Linked DNA regions of Homo sapiens: region 1 is linked to region 2. A link is a loop called in an ENCODE intact Hi-C map of the cell type or tissue named here. Cell type or tissue: PC-9. All regions are shown on one strand. Each heading gives the region's core, and the rest is flanking DNA. Links, peaks and the distances in the headings are about the cores only.

Evidence for each region. A loop is a pair of places that touch in the nucleus more often than their neighbours do. Peaks named below come from ENCODE experiments on the same cell type or tissue, not always from the same donor. Only the 100,000 strongest peaks of a DNase experiment are listed, where the experiment ranks them.
Region 1: it touches region 2 in a loop (9-fold over the local background); 2 of 110 quality-filtered maps call a loop at or near these places.

What each region holds. Positions count from the first base shown.
Region 1 is chr3:177,444,105-177,455,159 of GRCh38, forward strand. All of the region lies in intron 1 of LINC00578 (long intergenic non-protein coding RNA 578), which reads left to right. Among named protein-coding and RNA genes, the nearest start is that of LINC00578, 7.7 kb to the left of the region's middle. RefSeq lists a silencer at 8,363-8,563. In PC-9, for the core only: no CTCF peak of the experiment used is centred there; DNase peaks (open chromatin) are centred at 4,087 and 5,607; H3K4me3 peaks cover 1,609 bases; H3K27ac peaks cover 3,354 bases.
Region 2 is chr3:177,804,018-177,815,072 of GRCh38, forward strand. No RefSeq gene overlaps it. Among named protein-coding and RNA genes, the nearest start is that of LINC02015, 7.3 kb to the right of the region's middle. In PC-9, for the core only: no CTCF peak of the experiment used is centred there; a DNase peak (open chromatin) is centred at 6,324; H3K4me3 peaks cover 616 bases; H3K27ac peaks cover 2,322 bases.

The sequences.
Region 1 (11,055 bases), core at 2,538-7,537, 360 kb before region 2:
GTTCACGCCATTCTCCTGCCTCAGCCTCCCGAGTAGCTGGGACTACAGGCACCCACCACCACACCCTGCTAATTTTTTTTTGTATTTTTAGTAGAGATGGGGTTTCACCGTGTTAGCCAGGATGGTCTCGATCTCCTGACCTCATGATCCGCCTGCCTTGGCCTCCCAAAGTGCTGGGATTACAGGTTTAACATCATTTCTTAGTGATTATTATGTACCAACATGTTATGTACATTATCTTATTTAATTTTTGTATGAATCTTATGAAGTAGGCAATATTTCACTCATATTACAAATGAAGAAATGGAGACTTGTGGCAGGGCCCGGTGGCTCACACCTGTAATCCCAGCACTTTGGGAGGCCGAGGCAGGCGGATCACCTGAGGTCAGGAGTTTGAGACCAGCCTGACTAACATGGTGAAGCCCCATCTCTACCAAAAATACAAAAATTAGCCAGGCGTGGTGGCACACACCTGTAGTCCCAGCTACTCAGGAGGCTGAAACAGGAGAATCACTTGAACCTGGGAGGCGGAGGTTGCAGTGAGTTGAGATCGTGCCATTGCACTCTAGCCTGGGAGACACAGCAAGACTCTGTCTCAAAAAAAAAAGAAAAAAAAATGGAGACTTGGAAAGATTAGATAAGTGATTTGCTGAATGTCACACAACTAGTAAGTGGCAGAGGTAGGATTTGAACTTCAGTCTGCCTCCTTTGTTGTGTCTATTCAACCGCAATACATACATTGTATTGTGTATGTATGAAAGTGTTCAGATGACCTTTAGATTTGAGGAAACACTTTCATTAGGAAGTTGTACCTCCCCTCATTGCAGAATTGCCAGTGTTTTCTGGAGATCTGCTGCCAAAATGGGTTCTTATATCCTGCTGTTCCAGAGACATGTATAGAAACCAGACTAAACACAATAACCTTTCTTTCAAAGAATGTTTTCTGAAGATAGTAGACAAAGTTTAAAAATTCTCCCAATTGAAAACACTGGTATTTCTTTCTTTCTTTTTTTTATTTAGATGGAGTCTCGCTCTGTCGCCAGGCTGGAGTGCAGTGGCGTGATCTCGGCTCACTGCAACCTCTGCCTCCCGGGTTCAAGTGATTCTCCTGCCTCAGCCTCCTGAGTAGCTGGGATTACCGGCACCTGCCACCACACCCAGCTAATTTTTGTATTTTTGGTAGAGACGGGGTTTCACCATGTTGGCCAGGATGGTCTCCATCTCCTGACCTCGTGACCCGCCTACCTCAGCCTCCCAAAGTGATGGGATTATGGGCGTGAACCACTGTGCCTGGCTACACTGGTATTTCTATGTGTGTGCTACCAGCAAAGACTAGACACAAGCTAATGTTTATAGGGGGCAAAAATCCATGTGTTATATGTATGCTTGCACTTCTATTTTCAGAAGATTCTATGGGAGAAAGTTCTTTAGTAAATCAGATCAAAATGTAAACAAAACCTAGTTTGCATGTTGGAAAATGTAAAATGGGAAATTAAAACATAATTGTGAAAGGCAGACAGACTTTTATTTACTTAGTACCATATTATAATCACAGTGATTTAGGCCACAGGCTTTACTTGAATAAAACAAAACCTTGGGATTATAAGTATAAATGTGAGTCCAATGCTTTAATTTGCTAATTATGCTTCCTGGTGATAGAGGGAGGCTTATCATCTGTGTGGGTGGGGTTTTATTATGTTATTTTATTGACATGAGAAGAAGAGGCTATAAAAATGGTGCAATATTCCCACTTAGTACACAGATTTTTTTAAGCCTGAAGTTAGTAATTATGAATAAAATTAAAATCCATTGCATATTAGTTGTAGAAAATAATATATAAACTTAATTACATCTTCTAGGTAGCAATTATTTATTCTATACTAGTCATCACTAGAGAAACAAAATACATAACAAAGAGGTATTTATGAAAAGGATAGAAGGAGAATTATAGGGCTGTAGAGCTGGGGTATAGTATCTTAAAGATGACATTGTTGTTGTTTTTTGGATAGGAAAATAGAGTCTGAGAGTGCTTAGGTAGCTTGTATAGGTCACACAATGAGCAGTGGCACAGCCCAGGGTAGAGAAGCCACGACTCCTTATTGCCCAGGCTGGCGAGTTCCTCAGTGAGTTGTTATTCAGTGCAGCAATTAGCTTGGGCAGACTCTGGACTGTAAAGCAGGAAGGGGCCTTGATAATAGCAATCGAGAGACCAAAAAGCCAACTCACAAGTCTTTCCTGAAGGAATAACAAAACATTTTTTTTCCTCAGTGTTTCGGTTTCCATGTCCTATGGCACTACATTAATATAATGTATTTAGGGAACTGAGAGGGTTTTCTTATGCAACATATCACAATAATGTCCGTCAGTCTCATGAATGAACTGTGAAAGGATCGCTGACCTCAGGACAGCTTGGCAGTAAGCACCATTAAGCAGCCAGACTTTATTCACACCAGCCTGGAGTAAAAATAAGGTTCTCTCCAAGTTAATGACCTTTTTGTGAATAAACGGAATCTCTGACAGTGATCCTCAGCACATCGTTTTCAAGACACGTGAACCACTTGTTTTTGAAATAGAGCGACATGCTGAAAGCCTCAGGGATAAATAGCACTTAAAACATAAAAACACGGCAATTCCTATTGAGCCATCCATCCCCATTGGCGTACCAGAGCCGGAACCATATGTGTGAATGGCCTACAACACGGGCATGGGGTTATGATGGATGAAATACTGAATGCGAGTGCCTCTGAAAAAAAAATCAAAGATGAGAATCCCAAGTCAATCATTGTCCTTCTAAGGAACCCGAACTTTAAAACCCCTACTACCGTTTTTTCTCTTTTCCATAAACACTGTATAATATTAGCTACCCTTTATTGAATAGCCTTCACTGTGGGCTGGATGATGTACCATGTGCACTACCCTAAATGGGTTTTGCAAAGACTCTCTGAAGAGTCCTTATTACCCCCATTTTACAGGTGAGGTTTGGAGAAGTTAAAACATTTGCTACTACATCATACAGCTCACGTATAAACCTAGGTTTGTTGGACAACAAAATCATCCTCTTTGTGACCAAATAATAGCAATAGCATTATTGCTATTATTATTATCTTCTAGGAATAATCCATTTAAAAATCAGACAAACAAGTGTTTTCCCTGACATTAGATCACCAGCTAAGTCAGTAGTGGAGGAACTGACGGACTTGGGAAACCTAATATCAATTCCAGACCTAATACACAGTTTAAAAATATTGAGAATCAGGCAGCAACCTTTATTCGGTCATTTGGATAAAAGTACTGTTATTTTATAATAAAATGTTTCTGTGCTTTTTTTATATCAGAAATATGCTTAATTATTTGGTCATTTCTGACTACCAGATGACATAGTGGCTCCTCAGCTGGTTAAGACTGATTTTCTCAAGTTTATAGCACTAGGGCTTAATTAATTTGCACATTCTGTACAGAATTTGGAGAAGAAAATTCTTAAAAGTTAATGGGCTAGTTTTATATTTAGTCAATATATCTTTAGTACAACTCTGGGCAACAACATTTCATGTTGTATAGCTTAGTGCAATAATAATAGTAAAAGAGAAGTTGTTGATGGCTATAACTAAGGTTTACATTCTGGCTTAAAGCTTTTGCTTTCTGTTTCTTTATATTAAGTCTGTTGTTAATGGATGGGAAGGATTTTGCAGGCCTGGATGAGGTTGGATGTTCAAGTAAGGACACCGGCAAAGCAGGTGACTAGAATCTGATTGAGAAGTTTGGTATTGGAGTCAGTCCTGAGTTCAGATTCTGAGTTTGCCACTTTTTAAAGCTATTTAACCTTTAACAATGTAACCCATCTGTGCTACAGTTTCCACATCTGTAAAATGGGAATCATAATACCTACATGATAAGATTGTGGCAAAAATTGAATGTCTCAGCTTGGCCCAAAGCAAGAGGGCAGTGAACGGTAGCCACTATCAGGAGGTGCTCATGTAAAAGACTTGGAATCTGGCTCCTCAAAGTGAGGACCTGCCCTGACCTGCTCCAGCTCCCGGAAAGGCAGAAAAGCCTGGCAAAGAGCCCACTGTTGTTCTTAGGCAGGCCTCCTCCCCTGCTTTGCACTGAGCTCATCACTCGGGCTGTACTCACCTGGGTCACAAGGAAATATGTAGATGGTAAGTCCCAGAGTCAAGTACAGGTATTTTCCATTTTCATAGCAACTTGTATTCTATTGGGTACACAGTGGTTGTGTGGTAAATATGTATTGATTTTATGTATAATGTGCAGGGCAGAGCTTCTTTCCCCTGGCTATGAGTTGAGAATGGTAATAGGTAGATGAGTCTGCATAATAAAAAATATGGGGCACGTGGAGAGGAAAAAAAGGAATGAGTCTTCCTAAGAGTGAGTATGAGAAATAAGATTTTCCTACAAACCCAACACTGTTATAAAAAGAACAAAAGTCAACCCAGTAAACATCTTATTACCTTAATGAACACTAATTTGATACTTGTGGAAATGCGCTTCAGATTGAGCTGTAGTGTACCGTGAGCCTCTTCAAGAGAACTATTCAAGAGAACTGTGCCGTTTTTGAGGCATTTTTATAGTAAAGCTGGGTTAATTGTGCATCATTTTTATTCATTTCTTTCTACTTGGCAACACCCAACTAAGATAATTTGAGTTAGTGGATGCAGGATATTGAGAACTTCTGAAGCTAGTTTTCTTTAAACTACTAAAAAAATTTATATTCACATAGTTTGGGGTCCTTCTGTCAAAAATGGACAGAGCCTAAAGCGTATTACTTTAACACACTACGTGTACAAGCAAAGCTACAAACACCTATGGAGTAAAGCTGGTCAACTGGGCTGAGGCCAGTCCATTTTTCAAGCTTTTATAAAGATTACTTCAGGTGACAATTTTTACTGAAAACTTGTTTTGTTTTGGTTAACAGTAGTGATAGATTTGTAGATAAACTGAAATTCAAATGCTTATTCATGCTTCAATAAAACCCCTTGATAGGTTACGAGTTTCTTCTTGAGAATAGATTTCCTTACTGTGAACTACTGAGTATTTCCTGTTTTAGGTCAGATTGTAACTACCGCGAAATGATCTATTAGAAAAATTTGGGTCCTTCTAGTGCCAGAGGAAAGAAATGCACAATTAAATACACTCAGATACAAAAAGCAACTGAAAGACAAAGGAGAAGAGAATAGAGAAGAGCCTTATGGTCCTGACATTTTATTTTTGAAGTGTAAGAAAATGACATTTGAGATTTTAATGTGGTTTTGTCTGAGCTCAATCTAAGATTTTACTTATTTCTACGTAACACGTCATCATTAGTTTCAGCTGACCTCATTGCCACATGCATAGCTGAGGGCTTGTGGAAAGAAATCACAGGGATTTCCAGAAAAGGTGACCTCACCACAGAAGCACAGGAGCAAGGAGACCGAGGAAGGCTTCAGGGCTGAGAAGTGAAGTTAATGGGATGAATTCCTGTAGAAAGCTGCAATGTGCTGTAAACAGGGCCAGACTTGCAGTGGCACCCAAGCAATGAACAAAGGCAAATGGGTTGGGAGACTGTGGTTGAGCCCTTTCCTCAGGCAAATCTCCTTTCTCAAGGCCTCAGTTTCCTTTTGACTCAATGTGGCAGTTGGACATAGCTGGATGTCTAAGTTTTCTTTCTCAATGCTGTGGTTCTGGGTGACCAGGTCAAGAGCAGACTCTATTTCTGTTACGCAAGATCAGAGCTCAGGGCCCTGCACCGTCACCTGCTGTGGCTATGAACCCTGTGTCTGCAAAGAAAAGAGATGGGTGGGGAAATTGCATAACTATGAGCAAAATTGCAGGTCAGGTCTCACCCCTGTTCAGGAAATGGAAGGGTTTCCTTTTATCTTCTTGCATAATGGTATTAGCTAAAGATGAATTTATTATAAATAATAAAACAGTCAACATCTATTGAGTGGTTATGATGGGCCAAGTGTGACACTAAGGATTTTTCATGCACTGTCTCATTTACTTCTCACAATAACCCTTTGAAGGAAGTGCTAGCATCATTCTCATTTTTATATACAGATAAAATTGGAGGCCCAGAGACAGAGAATAACCAGCCTCAGTTTCCTAGACCAATAATGGCAGAACTTGTATTCAGACCCAGTTTGACTGCAGAGCCTGGGCTATTTATTGATTTATTTTGAAGTAAGGGTTGCACTCTGTCACTGAGGTTGGAGTGCAGTGGCACCATCATGGCTCAGTGCAGCCCTGACCTCCTGGGCTCAAATGATCGTCCAGTCTCAACCTCCCATGTAGCTGGGGCCACAGACATGTGCCACCAAGCCAGGCTAATTTTTGTATTTTTTGTAGAGATGGGGTTTCGCTATGTTGCTTGGTCTCAAACTCCTGGTTTCAAGCGATCCTCCTGCCTTGGCCTCCCAAAGTGCCGAGATTACAGGTGTGAGCCACTGCGCCTGGCCTGTACCATCTTTTAAAGTCTCATGGCCCAACAGGATGCAAGTTAAATACATATTGATACAATCACCTGGTGCAATTTTATTTTTGGAAAAACAACGGATGCTTACAGGCAAATAGAAATGTTCACTGGGGTCAGGCATGGTGGCTCACGCCTGTAATGCCAGCACTTTGGGAGGCCGAGGCAGATGGATCACCCGAGGTCAGGAGTTTGAGACCAGCCTGGCCAACACGGTGAAACCCCATCTCTACCAAAAATACAAAAATTAGCCAGGAATGGTGGTGCGTGCCTGTAATCCCAGCTTCTCGGGAGGCTGAGGCAGGAGAATTGCTTGAACCTGGGAGGCGGAGGTTGCAGTGAGCCAAGATCACACCATTGCATTCCAGCCTGGGTGACAGAGCAAAACTCCATCTCAAAAAACAAAACAAAACAAAAACAAAACAAAACAAAACAAGAAATATTCATCGGATGGCAGGATTATGGGTGGTAACTCTTTTTTCTCTTCCTTGGTGTTCCGTTAATGCTGTCTGTGTAATGAGAAACAAAATAATAATTTTAAAAACCCAAGGAAATAGATTTCTTCTTTGATGTACTCCTTGTAAGAATTTGGCTTCCAGTAAGCCACGTTCTTCTGAGGAAGGGCAGAGAACTTTGAGTTACGTGTAGCAGACGCTTATTTTGCCGAGGCTTTATGTCAGAGATGGGCTAATTCATGTTTCTCAACAGCCCCGGTGTGCCAGGCTTTGTATGTATAAGAAAAGGGGATGCAGTGTTTGGATTACTCTGCCTCGGTTACTCCTTGTGTAAGCAGTATGGATATTTCTGACTGTCCTTTTGATTCTAGTTGAAGCTGCTTGCCACAGGCATCTCTTAGTAGATTGCTTTGTGATTTATGCAGGTCTAAAGGAGACCAAGGATCATTTATCTTCAAACCAGGAGAGATGAAAGCGGCTCGGTAGTAAAATTTCCTGTGGAGTTAGATGAGAGCATCAAAGGGAAAAAAATGTCATTGTTTCATGAAAACTAGGAAACGTGAGTCAGTTTCTAATGTCGCAGATAGATATTTTCCTGTGAAGAGTTCATGTTTTTGAAAAATCTCCACTAAAGGATAAAAACAACTGAAGCAGTGAATGGGTGTGATTGAAACGCTACCGCCACAAAACATGGCCTTTTCCCGGAGGTTAAGATGAAAATAAAGGATAAAGTGGTGAAAATCTTAAGCTGCCTTAAGCCATTTGTAATTATTTTTCCCATGATTAAATCTAATTTTCTGCTGTTACTTAAATATTTGAACATTATTCTTCTTATTCTTTCTTCGAGGAAAAGAATTCCTCAAAATGGATGCTTCTCCAGCCTGGATATCTTTTGTTTGTTCACATTCCTCATACTCCCCGGCTTTGTATTCATTGACAGCCTCTGTAAAAATGATTCTTCCCCAACTGTTTGATGCTCTGCGCTAATTTGTACCATGGTTACTGTGTTTGGTATGTTGTAAGAGCCCTATTCTTTTTAAATGTGTTCCACAGATTTAGAGATATTTAAAACACTGTGATGCCCGGAGGAAAAAAAAATGTTGTAATCAAGCCATTTGTCACTGTGCATAGGAATATAAGATTTCCACCAGACAGAAAAGATATTATGGGTTTCTCTCTGGCTACTGTACATGCCATAAGTAAAACAATGATGCATGAAGTTGAACTGACTGCCAAAAATAGATCAGGAAGAAAAATTTCTCCCATGACAACTGGCTGTGATCCTAGGGATTTTCCCTTTCACTCTGAAATCTTGAATAGGACTTTATCTTTTCTCTCACTTTCCTTTTCTTTCTTTCCTTTCCTCTCCCTCCTTCACTCCCTCCTTCCTTTCCTCCCTCCCTTTCTTTCCCCTCCCTCCCTCCCTCCCTCCCTTCCTTCCTTCCTTCCTTCCTTCCTTCCTTCCTTCCTCTTTTTTCTCTCTATAAACATACTGTGATTTTGCCTTGAAATTCTCAGCGCAGTAGTAGCAAACAGAAGTGTGGCACTGATCAAGTTAGTTTGAATGCAGAGCCACTGCAGTGGCTTTCTAGTGGAAACATGTTCTCCTCACTCCTAGTTCTCAGACCTTCATTCCTGACTCAGAAGAGCCTGGTAAGCCTGGGGTGATGTCATTTTCAGTCCTGAGGTAATGCTATTATTCAAGACATATTATTAAGCAATTGGATAGAGAAAGGAGTTCCTTTGAATGAATATACTTTATGCAGAAATATGATTCCTCCACAATCAGAGGCCCACACCTAAACCCAGACATTAAGAACAACAAAAGAACATCACCACCATCACCCCCAAAAACTCAGACAAAAAATTTAAAATTCCTCAGAGCATCAATACTGTGCCACTTGAACTGTGTAGTCCACACAACTATCACTTATAAATATCTGGAGAGTCTAAAAGTTGAAACCATCTGGCATTGTGCAACCGACAGTGGACATGTTGGAGTCTGGGGGTAGTATAGTGTATGGGTGCCGGCAAGCAAGAGAACTGGTATAGAATCTGAATTTTAACACTTAGCATATGTTAACTTTGGGCAGGTTACTCAGCTTTTTCCAGTTTCAAGCTCCTCATCTGTAAAACCCTTCATCCCTTTTCTGAAGCCATAAGGGAGTTATAATTAGCACGCCTCCATTGGCTCTGTTTTCCTGCTATTAATCTTTCTTAACATTTATACCTTGTCTTCTCGTTAAGATGGCGGGAGCCTGTGGCTTTGTGCACTCAAAGTCTCTATCATGGTTCTTTTTTCCGAGATTCACAGCATGAAAGCAGTAGATGAGAGAGAATGGTTTTCAGGAGTTTTCAATTGGGTTTGAAACCTGTCAAACTGGTTAAAAATTGCATGTTATTTGTACAGCACCCACTTATTTTATCAGTTGATTAATGAGGTGCTAGAGTAATGTGTTGCTTGTCTCCAATGTCTTAGAATTTGGTATGTAGTACATTTGATGTATAACTGATATGTTATAGTTTTATTTATTTATTTATTTTCTTTTTTTGTGCGCAATAGATTTCTTGAATTTATTTTTCCTATTTAACCAAAATTTTCTCTCTCCCTTCCTTCCTTCCTTCCTTCCTTCCTTCCTTCCTTCCTTCCTTCCTTCCTCTCTTCCTCTCTCTCTCTCTTTCTCTTTCTCTCTCTCTTTCTTTCTTTCCTTCTTTCTTTTATTATTATGATACTTTAAGTTCTAGGGTACATGTGCACAGCGTGTATTTATTTATTTATTTTGAGACAGAGTCTTGCTCTGTTGCCCAGGCTGGAGTGTAGTAGTGTGATCTTGGCTCACTGCAACCTCTGCCTCCTGGGTTCAAGCGATTATCCTGTCTCAGCCTCCAGCCTCCTGGGTTCAAGTGATTCTCCTGCCTCAGCCTCCTGAGTAGCTGACATACAGGTGTGCGTCACCACGCCTGGCTAATTTTTGTATTTTTAGTAGAGATGAGTTTTCACCATGTTGGCTAGGCTGGTCTTGAACTCCTGGGCTCAAGTGATACACCCGCCTTGGTCTCCCAAAGTGCTGGGATTGCCTGGCCGATATGTTATAGTTTGTTTTTTTTTTTTTTGAGATGGAGTCTCACTCTGTCACCCAGGCTGGAGTGCAGTGGCACGATCTTGGCTTACTGCAACCTCCGCCTCCTGGGTTCAAGCAATTCTCCTGCCTCAGCCTCCAGAGTAGCTGGGACTATTGGCGTGCACCACCACGCCTGGCTAATTTTTGTATTTTTAGTAGAGACGGGGTTTCACCATATTGGCCAGGATGTTCTTGATCTCTTGACCTCGTGATTTGCCCGCCTTGGCCTCCCAAAGTGCTGGGATTACAGGCATGAGCCACTGCAGCTGGCAGTTACAGTTTTAAAAGGTTAAAAATTATATGTAGAAAGAGAAGCCATAATCCAGTGTTTCTGGAGGACAAAGTGTATCTTTTTTGAAATACCGATTGAGATCTACAAATCCAGATCAACCCCACTTACAGATGAGGAAACTGAGATTCAAAGAATGATTTGAAAAAAGACATTTGGTTGATCAACTGTGGGGGACATGTACACATGCTGCCCAGATAGCCTTTCAAGGAAGGACTTTGAGTTCAGCTGCGGGGAGCGGAGGCAGCCCCACTGCCAGCTGTCAGCATCTTCAGGCTCTGTCCCAGCAGGAGAGTTGCTGTGACTGAGGTATCGCCCTTCCTAAGGGAGCCAGCATCTGTGGACCAGATGAGCCATGGGTGAAAAGGCCTGGCCACGGGGCCCACTGTGGGACAGTTTGATGGAATAGAGTTTTGAGTTTGATGGGTAATACTTGTTCCAGTGCTCCCTAAATTCTACCGGATATTTTGTCCGGCTTGCACTGCAGCCATCTTCCTTCCTCTTTCTTCCCTTCATGGGTGTTGATTCTTAATGAACTTCCTGACCCTCAGCTCTGTCTCAGTGCCTGCCTCCAGGGAAACCCACCTATGTCATTAATTGATTGAAATTACACAGTATATTGGCATTTCAGGAAATTGAGATAATTATCTTTAAATTTAATTATCTTTAAATTAACACATTTTATAAATATGAATAAAAAGTCTTCATATCATCAAATATAAAGGG
Region 2 (11,055 bases), core at 3,907-8,906:
TTGCTACTGTTACTATTACTGTATCATTCCTCCTTCCTCTGATTTACCACCTATACTGTGCAGGAATCTCCACTTCAGTAGAAAAAATACATTCAGCTATTTCAATTTGGGATTAAATTTTCCATCCATTCGTTTATTCAACAAGCATTTTTTGAGAGCCTAGCATGTGCCAAGTACAACACTGATTGCAAGGAATACAAAAATGAATACACATTAGTCCCTGCACCTTCATAGCTTTCAGTCTGTGGAATTTATTTACTTATTCAGCGGAATAGTTCAACAAATATTTAGCGAGCATTGATTGAGTCCCAGCTGCAGTTATGGGGACCAGGAATACATGAGTGAAAAAAGAAGATGGGGATTACTTTCTAGTGGAAGGAGATGGAAAATAAACATAAATACATAAATAAGTGAATTCTGTAGTATGCTACAATGTGATAAGGGCTAGTGACACCTAGTGAAGCAGAGGAAAACGGACCCGGGGTGTTAAGTTGGTGGAGGGGGGGTTCAGGGGCCAGGGGATTTGCAATTTTTAAGTAAGGTGGTAAAGGCAGACTTTCCTGGGAATGTGACATTTGAGCAAAGACTCAAGGAAATGAAGAAATGAGCCACATGGATATCTGGGGGAAGAACATTTCAGCAGAGGGAATATGAGCAGAGCAGGGAGCAGGGGGCTGTTGTAACAGAGGGCTGCTTTAAAATGCCGTGGCATGGGAATGCAGGGTGCAGGAAAGAGAGATGTAGAAGCGGGGATCTTGGTTGCGTTTTCCACTGACCAAGTCTTAGTCATTTTCTATTATTCCTATGACTGAACTGCCTAGGTTCCTCCCTTGGCTAGAAAGGCTAGATCTGGGAACAATGAATGGAGAATGCGTGATGTGTCTGCTGACTACACCTAATCATCCACTTCCAAGGCTTTTTTTTTTTTTTTCTCACCTCTATGACTCTAGGATCCTTTATTTCAGTGGTTTTTGTACGCGACAGAAGAATGTTGCCGCCAGAAGTCTGAATTAAGACCCCGCGGACATGGAAGATCCCCTTTTGACTTTCTGGTTGTAGTCCCATGAGTCAAATGACAAAAAAAAGAGGTGGTGGTATTGGGAAAGGTTTCTGTGGTTGCCTAGGACAATAGGCCTGATATTTCAGGGAACATCTTTGTATTGGGAGGCATAGATGAAATGTTAGAATTTCCGTGGAGGCCAGGAGCGGGGCGGTGGCTCATGCCTGTAATCCCAGCACTTTGGGAGGCCCAGGCAGGTGGATCACGAGGTCAGAAGTTCAAGACCAGCCTGGCCAAGATGGTGAAATCCTCTCTGTACTAAAAATACAAAAAATAGCCGAGTGTGGTGGCAGGCACCTGTAATCCCAGTTACTTTGGAGACTGAGGCAGGAGAATCGCTTGAACCTGGGAGGTGGAGGTTGTAGGGAGTTGAGATCACGCCACTGCACTCCAGCCTGGGCAACAAGAGCAAAACTCCGTCTAAAAAAAAAAAAAAAAAAAAAAGAATTTCCCTGGAATCCCTATGCAGACTTTCATATCAGTAGTAAAGTTTATCTAATGGGGAGATCAGACTTCCTTGTCACCAGCCATTCAGTCTTTCTTCTTCAAGGGCTCTGACGGTCCAGTCAAACCACTAGTTTCTCCTCATAAACGTGTGGCTTCTTACCCCAACCAACTCCCCTTTCACGCAAAGTAGACGCAGATGACCTTGAAGTTCTGTATACCATGAATCTTTCTCTTCTGTGGTGTTTACAGTCACAGCTGAGTACCACTACTCGCCAATTCAGATTATTGTGCAAAGTTCACCAACTTTTTCTTCTTGGATATCCTAGGCCACTTTGCTTAACATACTTGAAGTAGCTAGCTTCTCTGATTGAAAATCAGACCAGTTTATCTGTAAATTCAGTCAAGGTTTTCACTGAACAGTTATCCTCATGTTTACACTGATTATTTTCTCAGTTTTTAACCATTCATTTTTAAGCAGGAAGTAATCATAGTTGGGCCTTTTTACTTGACTCATTGGATTTGCCAGACATGGAGAAGTTTTACGTTCTTTGATTAAAACTTCAGTCACATATTTTCTTTATGTTTTTTGCTGTTCTCCAATATAAAAGTTAGACTCTTTAAAAATATTTAGGAATTTTGCAGTCTCCTTTCTTGAAGTATAACTTACTACAGTAAAATGCCCAAATCTTAACTTATAAGCTGATTGACTTCAAACATATCTACATCCTCTTGTAATTACTCCTAGATAAAGATTAAGATAATTTCCATCAACTTAGAAAGCTTCACCATGCCCCTTCCCAGGCAATATTCCACCTCAGAGGAAACCATTGTTCTGACTTCTATCTCCATAGATTAGTTTTGTTTATTCTTCAGCTAAATAATTACATAATACAGTATGTATTTTTTCTGCCTTCTTTTATTTAACACAGAATTTTTGAGGTTCATCTACATTGATGTATTAGTAATTTGCCCTTTCTAAATTGCTGAAAGTATTTCATTGTGTAGATATACATGGTATTTATCCATTCTCCGATTGATGAACTAGAGAACTGTCAGCAGCCCTTCACTCTGGTGAAGACTAGAAAAACTTTCAATTTTTTTTCTAGTTTATGGCTATAAAAAAGCTTCTATAAATATTCTTAACATAAATTTTCATTTTGTTTATTTTTAAGATAGACACATGCATGTATTTCTCTTAGTTGCATATCAAAGAGTGGAGTTGGTGAGCCATGGGGTGTGTTTAATTCTTCAGGAGACTGCCAAATAATCTTCCAAAGTGGTTGGATTGTTACATATTCCCAACAGCAACAGAAAAAAGTTCCAGGTGCTCCTGTTCTCACCAACACTTGGTATTCTCAGTGTTTTTTTTCTTAGCTTTAGCTATTAAAATGCCTAATTAGTGAGAAAAGTGTACATTTTGATGCCCTTAAGGAAATATGCCTGCTACTGAACTCAGATAAGGAGCTGAGCATGAAAGGACTCAAAGGGAAAAAAGAATTCTGTTTAGACAGAAAAAAAAGTTTCAAGTCTGCAGATTTTTTTTATCAACATCTGAAGAGGGATGCCATGCCGTGAATTTTCCTTCAGCCATGAATTGTGATAACATAAGAAAATGAAAACACAAGCGAAATCTATTCACAAAAAGGTAGAATCTGGTGTGAAGAACCTTAACTGGCAAAAAGGAAGATTTAATTTGCAGTTATTTGAACTGAGCGTTCTTTTTTTGATCCTTTGATTTTTGATCACTCTGTTCTCTCTACGTGGGTGCTATTGCAAACACGCTTGTCTTCAAACTCCTTGACATAGCTATGTGTCATTCTTATGGGAAAATTTCCCAACTCTAACTTGCGAGACTGGCCCTAAATGGAACACGCTGTGCTATAAAAATGAAAGACACTTTATAAATGTATCTCTTCTAAGAGGTGTGTTATTTTGCATAAAATAGAGTTAACAAATGATCTGCTTTTAGAGTATGAGTTAACACTAAAATTTTAATATTTGTTCCAGTTTCATATTTTAAAATTATTTTCAACTTAGTCTTTTTGAGAATGTCATAGAAGAATACATTTATTTGAAGAATCAAGAAAAAATCCAGCCTACTCTACTTAAGAGTCAACGATTCTACTAGCACATTCCAAAAATGTCTTTCCTTTGAATCCTCATTGTATCTTATGGATTTATCACACATACTTAACTTTTTCTTTACAAACCTGTTTCTATCTGCTAGATAATGGCAATCTTGCTGGCAGTGATCATAGCCCATTCTCCACTCCCGGGGCCTGGTATGGGGTCTATAACATACTGAGTCCAGAATTGGTGGGTTCTTGGTCTCACTGACTTCAAGAATGAAGTCGCGAACCCTCGCGGTGAGTGTTACAGTTCTTAAAGGCGGTGTGTCTGGAGTTTATTCCTTCTGATGTTCGGATGTGTCCGGAGTTTGTTTCTTCTGGTGGGTTCATGGTCTCGCTGGCTCAGGAGTGAAGCTGCAGACCTTCGCGGTGAGTGTTACAGCTCTTAATGTGGCGCGTCTGGAGTTGTTCATTCCTCCCAGTGGGTTCGTGGTCTCGCTGGCTTCAGGAGTGAAGCTGCAGACCTTCATGGTGAGTGTTACAGCTTGTAAAGGCAGTGTGGACCCAACGACTGAGCAGTAGCAAGATTTATTGCAAAGAACGAATAACAAAGCTTCCACAGTCTGGAATGGGACAGGGCCCTAGGGTTGCCACTGCTGGCTCAGGCAGCCTGCTTTTATTCTCTTATCCGGCCTCACCCACATACTGCTGATTGGTCCATTTTACAGAGAGCCAATTGGTCTGTTTTACAGAGAGCTGATTGGTCCATTTTGACAGGGTGCTGATTGGTGTGTTTACAATCCATGAGCTAGACACAAAAGTTCTCCACCTCCCCACTAGATGAGCTAGATACAGAGTGCCGATTGGCGTATTTACAAACCCTAAGCTAGACAGAGTGCTGATTGGTGCATTTACAAACCTTGAGCTAGATACAGAGTGCCAATTGGTGCATTCACAATCCCTTAGCTAGACACAAAGATTCTCCAAGTCCCCACCAGATTAGCTAGACACAGAGCACTGATTGGTGCATTTACAAACCTTGAGCTAGACACAGAGTGCCAACTGGTGCATTCACAATCCCTTAGCTAGACATAAAGATTCTCCAAGTGCCCACCAGATTAGCTAGATAGAGTGCCAACTGGTGCATCCACAAACCCTGAGCTAGACACAGGGTGCTGATTGGTGTGACAAACCTTGAGCTAGGCAGAGTGCTGATTGGTGCACTCACAATCCCTTAGCTAGACACAAAGGTTCTCCAAGTCCCCACTAGACTCAGGAGCCCAGCTGGCCTCACCCAGTGGATCTTGCACCGGGGCTGCAGGTGGAGCTGCCTGCCAGCCATGCACCCGCACTCCTCAGCCCTTGGGCGGTCGATGGGACCCGGCACCGTGGAGCAGGGGGCGGTGCTCCTCTGGGCACGGGGGTGGGGGCGGGGGCGGGGGGAGGAGGGAGAGACTCAGGCATGGCAGGCTGCGGGTCCCTAGCCCTGCTTGTGGGGAGGCGGCTAAGGCCCGGTGAGAAATCGAGCACAGCAGCTGCTGGCCCAGGTGCTAAGCCCCTCACTGCCCGGGGCCAGCGGGATTGGCCGGCCACTCTGAGTGTGGGGCCCGCGGAGCCCATGCCCACCCGGAACTCGGCTGGCCCGCAAGTGCCCTGGGCAGCCTGGTTCCCACCCACGCCTCTCCCTCCACACCTCCCGGCAAGCTGAGGGAGCCGGCTCAGGCCTTGGCCAGTCCAGAAAGGGGCTCCCACAGTGCAGCGGCAGGCTGAAGGGCTCCTCAAGTGCGACCAGAGTGGGCGCCAAGGCCGAGGAGGTGCCCAGAGCGAGCGAGGGCTGCGAGGGCTGACAGCACGCTGTCACCTCTCAATACTAATTGATAATAAATGTTTCTGGAATGCTGAATTGCATGAAGGAAATGAGAGAAAATCACATAAGCTGCTTTCAAGTCCCGACCTCTGAGAACAATGCATATACCTTTGGACAGCTTATTAAAAGGAAAATTTCAGGATGTGTACAATGTTATTTTCTGTTTATTCCTGGACATGAACATAATATTTAATTAAACTCTGAGAGGTAATACTAATAATATTTGTGAGACTGTACACTAGCTATAGAATGACAAAAGTTACAGCTTTCATAATCTTTTCCTGTGGAATAACACATACTAACAGAAAATTGTTTGCTATTTTCCCTTTAGCAAGGCTAAGGTATTGTCCAGTGGTTTGGCCAGTGAAGTCAAAATATCCCCACCATTTACTTGGTGAAAACCACTGAATCAGTTTCTACGAGGTAGAGAGAAATAACCTCAGAAGCTAGCCTTATAGACTCAATTTATAAAGTCATGGTAAGTCTAAAACAAACAAACAAAAAACAAACAAACAAAAACCTCCCCACCAAATGTAAGAGAAATGAAGAAACAAGATTCCAGATTCAATTTATATAAGTTTTCTCTTCGAAAAAGTTATTTCTAAGAGCCCTGAAAATAAAAACCATTTTACCTAGTTATAGAGAAAATTATTTTTCCAGATTTTTTTGGCAGTGTTTTAGGTAGAAAAAAAGTTTTGTAATGAGATTCTCCTTCCATAATTATTCGTATCTGTGCATTTGGTAGGTACTGAACACACTCCACTGTATCTCAGAAGGGATCTACAGATAAAGATGACTCAGCACAAACAGTTCCAATCTGAAGCATTCAGAGAATCTCTTCTTTCCTTGTTCTCAGATGTTTTGAAATAAACATTGGCAGTGTTTATTTATGAAGGTTCGGGACTTTTTGAATGTGTCAGCAGCATGCCTTGACTCTAAACAGACTATGTTGCAATTTTTTTCCCTGATGATTCAAAACTATAAACTTAAAATTACCTAATTAAAAAGATACTGAACTACAATAAACTTGGACTACAACTTCAGTTATGTACCTTGTCTGAAATTAGATCATTTCAATAACCCCTCTTCATGCCAAAGACAGCGTTTCCTCTTAGTGCATAAACATCCTCTGAACTCTGACTGAGGGTTCTTTGTTGCTTGATCATTGTTGTTTTGAACGATATAATTTTAATTCTTTCCCTGTTTTGTTAAATTGAGGATTTTGGCTCAAATTTATTTTTCTTAATAGGCTATGAGTTACACGGAGAAGTAGAAAGAAAATAGCTCAAGAGAAGTGTCAACAAATACTGTTGGGGGGGTACTCAATTGTTTAAATAAGAATTTAAAGCTTAAGTTTATTGTGAATAATTCTCATTCTGGAGAGATGAAACGAAGAACCTATATATACTGCAGTCTAATGATAAATATTTAAAATCCAACGAGAAACACTCATCCGACATACATATTTCTAGCATTTTCCTGATGTTGGTAATGCATTAATAATGCTTCAATTGATTGGCATATATTTTGGTGGATAGGCCAAAAACAGGATGTCAATTGCTAGAAAGCAAGATGCCTTCTCTCCTCTATTTTCTCTTTTCTTTAGGTCCCATGAAACCTCAGCTTCCCTATTTGTTTAATGGAGATAATCATTCTTTCTTCATTTTTTCATAGTCAAATTGGCTGTAGAGTTCACCCAAAATGATGTCTATGGACATATTTAAAGATATCACAGGCCATAGAAATGTGTTAAACTTTTTTGTTAATGCTGGATAATATGGCCTGATCTCGTACTTTCTTCTTGTAGTAATTTTTACTTCCTCATTTTGCTCCTGTAAAGTATCTATGTTGAAGGGAGAATTGTGAGCTCACTCATCCATGAAGAAAAGAGGTGAGAGAGACTGAAACGGAGGCGAAGAGGAAGAAGATTATTATCCCTTATCTCTAACTTTTCTACAAGTATTTGCTTCTAGAGAGACATGAATAATAGTGAGAAAAGTAGGAAATTTCCTTTCTTTCCTTTTCTTTTTTGAGATGGCATCTCACTATGTTGCCCAGGCTACCTTTCAACTAACTCCTGGGCTCAAGTGATCCTTCTGCCTCACTTACCTGAGTAGCTGGGACTACAAGTGTGCTCCACTGCACTTAGCTTAAATGTCTTTTCCAATAAATAAATACATAAATAAAAGGCTGGAATCTATTTTTAAAAAATTTGTGTCAACCCAGAATACAATAAAGAGATAAAAGGTTTAAACAGTGTCTATATCTTCTGCCATCCCAAGAGCCACTTAAGAGGAATGCTAGAACTCAATAGGTAACAGACTGAAGATAATTATCCTAATCATAACTTCTAGGGGATTGTGGGTAGAAAGGGGGTGCTGGTGTGAAGTTATTGCATTTAACTTTACACAACCATACAGGGTAGTTATGTTTAGGCTGATATTACGAGAGCTAAAAGTGAAAGCCCAAGGAGGTTAAATTCCTAGGTTACAGTGAAACCAGTGTCCAAACTAAGATTTGTTTTTAAAGACTGTTCTCTGGCTATGGCAGAATCCAGTCACATACAAGGTACAGCCCCTAGCATTGTGGTTTGTGAAAAATAGATGCCTAACAATTGCATGTTGAGTCAGAGGTCACAGTAGCTGGAAAGGGTAATGGTGTTTGGTAAATTGGATAAATTCACTTTATATTGTTGATTTCTTTCTGTAATTTTTTTTTTTACTGCATCTGTAAGCTATCTGAAATGTGAGCACTGAATTTTATCTATTTGTCTTTTTGGTTACAGTAAGAAGTACAGATACTTTGCTCGGTTGGTGGAACAAAATTATAGATGAGATGTGTCAATATTGTGGTTGTCTCTAAATTTGTTTATGAGAGATTTTTGTAAAAATATCTTTTGCCTTGGAATAAAAAGAAGATAAAAAATTTTGATATTGGAGTTGTATGCAAATCTGCAAAACTTTCATCTATTATTGCCATGAAATTACTATGTTTAGAACAATCCTTAACCTACACTTATCTATGACATTGCCTGTCAATTTTATGAAATGGAAAGATGGCTTGGGTGACTTGAACCGCCGGTAAGAACGTCAGAGAAAAGTTGATTTCCTATTCTGACCGTAAGACCAGCTTATAAACTGTTCTTTAAAAACTACTCTTGGCAACTTCTGTTTTCATCCATGACAGAATAACTGGTACCAATCCATATCTCCTGCCAAAAACCAACTATAAAACTGAGCAAAATGCATGAGGTAACTTTTTCCAGGCATTGGAAAACAGTCAATGTAGTACTGAGAGCCTGAGAAGTTAGTGCCACGATGGGCTCTGCTTTCTCCCTTGGGGGCACCTTGCCACTGGGCAGGGAGGAGGAGCCAGGTAGAGTGGTGGTCTCAGTGACTGGTCTCAATATTGACTGGTGCAAGATATGTGGATTTGAAATCCCAGAGAAAGGGGCAAACGAGAACTGAGTAGAAAATGTATCTGAGAAGTAGAAACCAAAAAATACCTACATTTCAAAGGACATATCAACTTACAAATCCAAGAGGCTGAACACAAGGATAGCTACAAGTAAAACCACACCTAGGCATAACATATTCAAGCTCCTGGAAACCAAAGTTAAAGAGAAAAGTAATTATTAGTACGAAAGAGCAGTGTTACAAAAGATAGCTGCTTTCTCAGACAGTGGGGACTTAAATACAATGAAATAACACTTTAAAAGTGTTGAAAGGAGGGGAAAAATCTGTGACTTTAAATTTTATACTCTGATTAAATATTGTGATAGGCAGAATAATGGCCCCCTCCCCTCCCCTCAAAATGTCCACCATAGTCTCATCCCCAGAACCTGTGAATATGTTACCTTACATGACAAAGGGGACTTTTGCAGATGTGATTAAGGTTGCAGACTTTGGGATGGATATATTTATTCTGAATTATCTTGGTGGGCCAAGTACAATCACATGGGTATTTAAAAGAAGAGAATCTTTCCCAGCTGTGGCCAGAGGGAGACGTGACTATGTAAGAAAGGTCAGAGAGATGTGACATTGTTGGCTTTGAGGATGGCCATGAGCCAAGGAATGCAGGTGGCCTCTAGAAGCTTGAAAAGACAAGGAAATGGATTCTGTCCTAGAGCTCCCAGAAAGAACACAGCTCTGCTGACGCATTGATTTTAGCCCAGTGAGACCCAGGTTGGATTTCTGAACTGTACAATAATAAATTTTTGCTGTTTTGAGGCGTTAAATTTGTGGTCATTTTTTATGGTAGCAATGGGAAACTAATATAATATCCTTCAAAAATAAAGGTGAAATTGTACATATTTATGGGGTACAGTGTGACTCTTTGATACATGTGTACATTGTGTAAAATCAAATCAGGGTATTTAGCACATCCATTACCTGACACATGTATTATTTCCTTATTGTCATTAAAAAATAAAAATAAAATCTAAAGGTGCCGTGGAGACATTTTCACATAAGCAGAAGTTGAGAGAATTCAGAATTCATCTTTAGTGGACCCGCATTACCGGACATTTTCACAAAGCAAAAGGTGAGAGAATTTGTCACCAGCAGAATTAAGCTGTAAGAAGTACTCAGGGAAGTTCTTCCACCTGAAGAAAATGAAATTAGGACGGTGGAATGGAGTAAATAGCATTGGAAATGATACATATGTCCTTCGTTGCTGTTGTTTCTGCATTAAAGATGGAGCAGCACTCTTTCCAACTCTCTACATCCCCAGTGGGTGCTGCAAGTAAGGGCAATAGCATGGACTAAAACTAAAAGTATGGCAAAAGATAACCCATGCCAAAAGTAAACATAAGAAAGCTGGCCTGGCTATATTAATATCAGACAAAGTGGATTGTCAGACCAAGATCATTACCAGAGGTAAAGAGGATACTTTCAGAATAATAAAAGGCCCAATTTATCAGTAAGGCATAAAACTCTTAAATGTGTAGGCATCAAATAAAAGAACTTCATAATTCCTGAAGTAAAAATCTGGCATAACTTTAGGAAAATACATATAAATCTAGAATTTCAGTTAGATGTTCTAGAAATCTCTCAGTAATTTTGTCTGCTCATTGACAGAATAAGCAGACAAAAAATTGAGGAAGACTATATATACAGAATATCTGAACATCACCAACTGCCTGAACCTAATCACTATTGACAGAACACTGTACCTGATAATTGCAGAGTGCACATTCCTTCCAGTACTCATGGACTATTCACCTAGATCATATTCCGGACCTTAATAGGAATCTCAATCAATTTGAAAAGACTAAAATCTTACAGAGTATGTTCCCTGACCGCAGTATAACTGAATTAGGAATCAATAACAAAATGATCTCAAGGAAACTTTCATATATTTGGAAATTAACAACACACTTCCAAATAACCCATAGATCAAAGAAGTACTTATAAGAGAAGTCAGAAAATATTTTGAACTAAATGATAATAAAAGCACAAAATATCAATATTTGTGAGATGTAGCTAAAACCATTCTTAGAAGAAAATTTGTAGAAGAAAACACTAACAAAGGAAGAAAAATAGTCACTTTCTGGTGCTCAATAAATTATTAGTTTTTAATCATTATTAATAGTATCATATACATAGCAAACT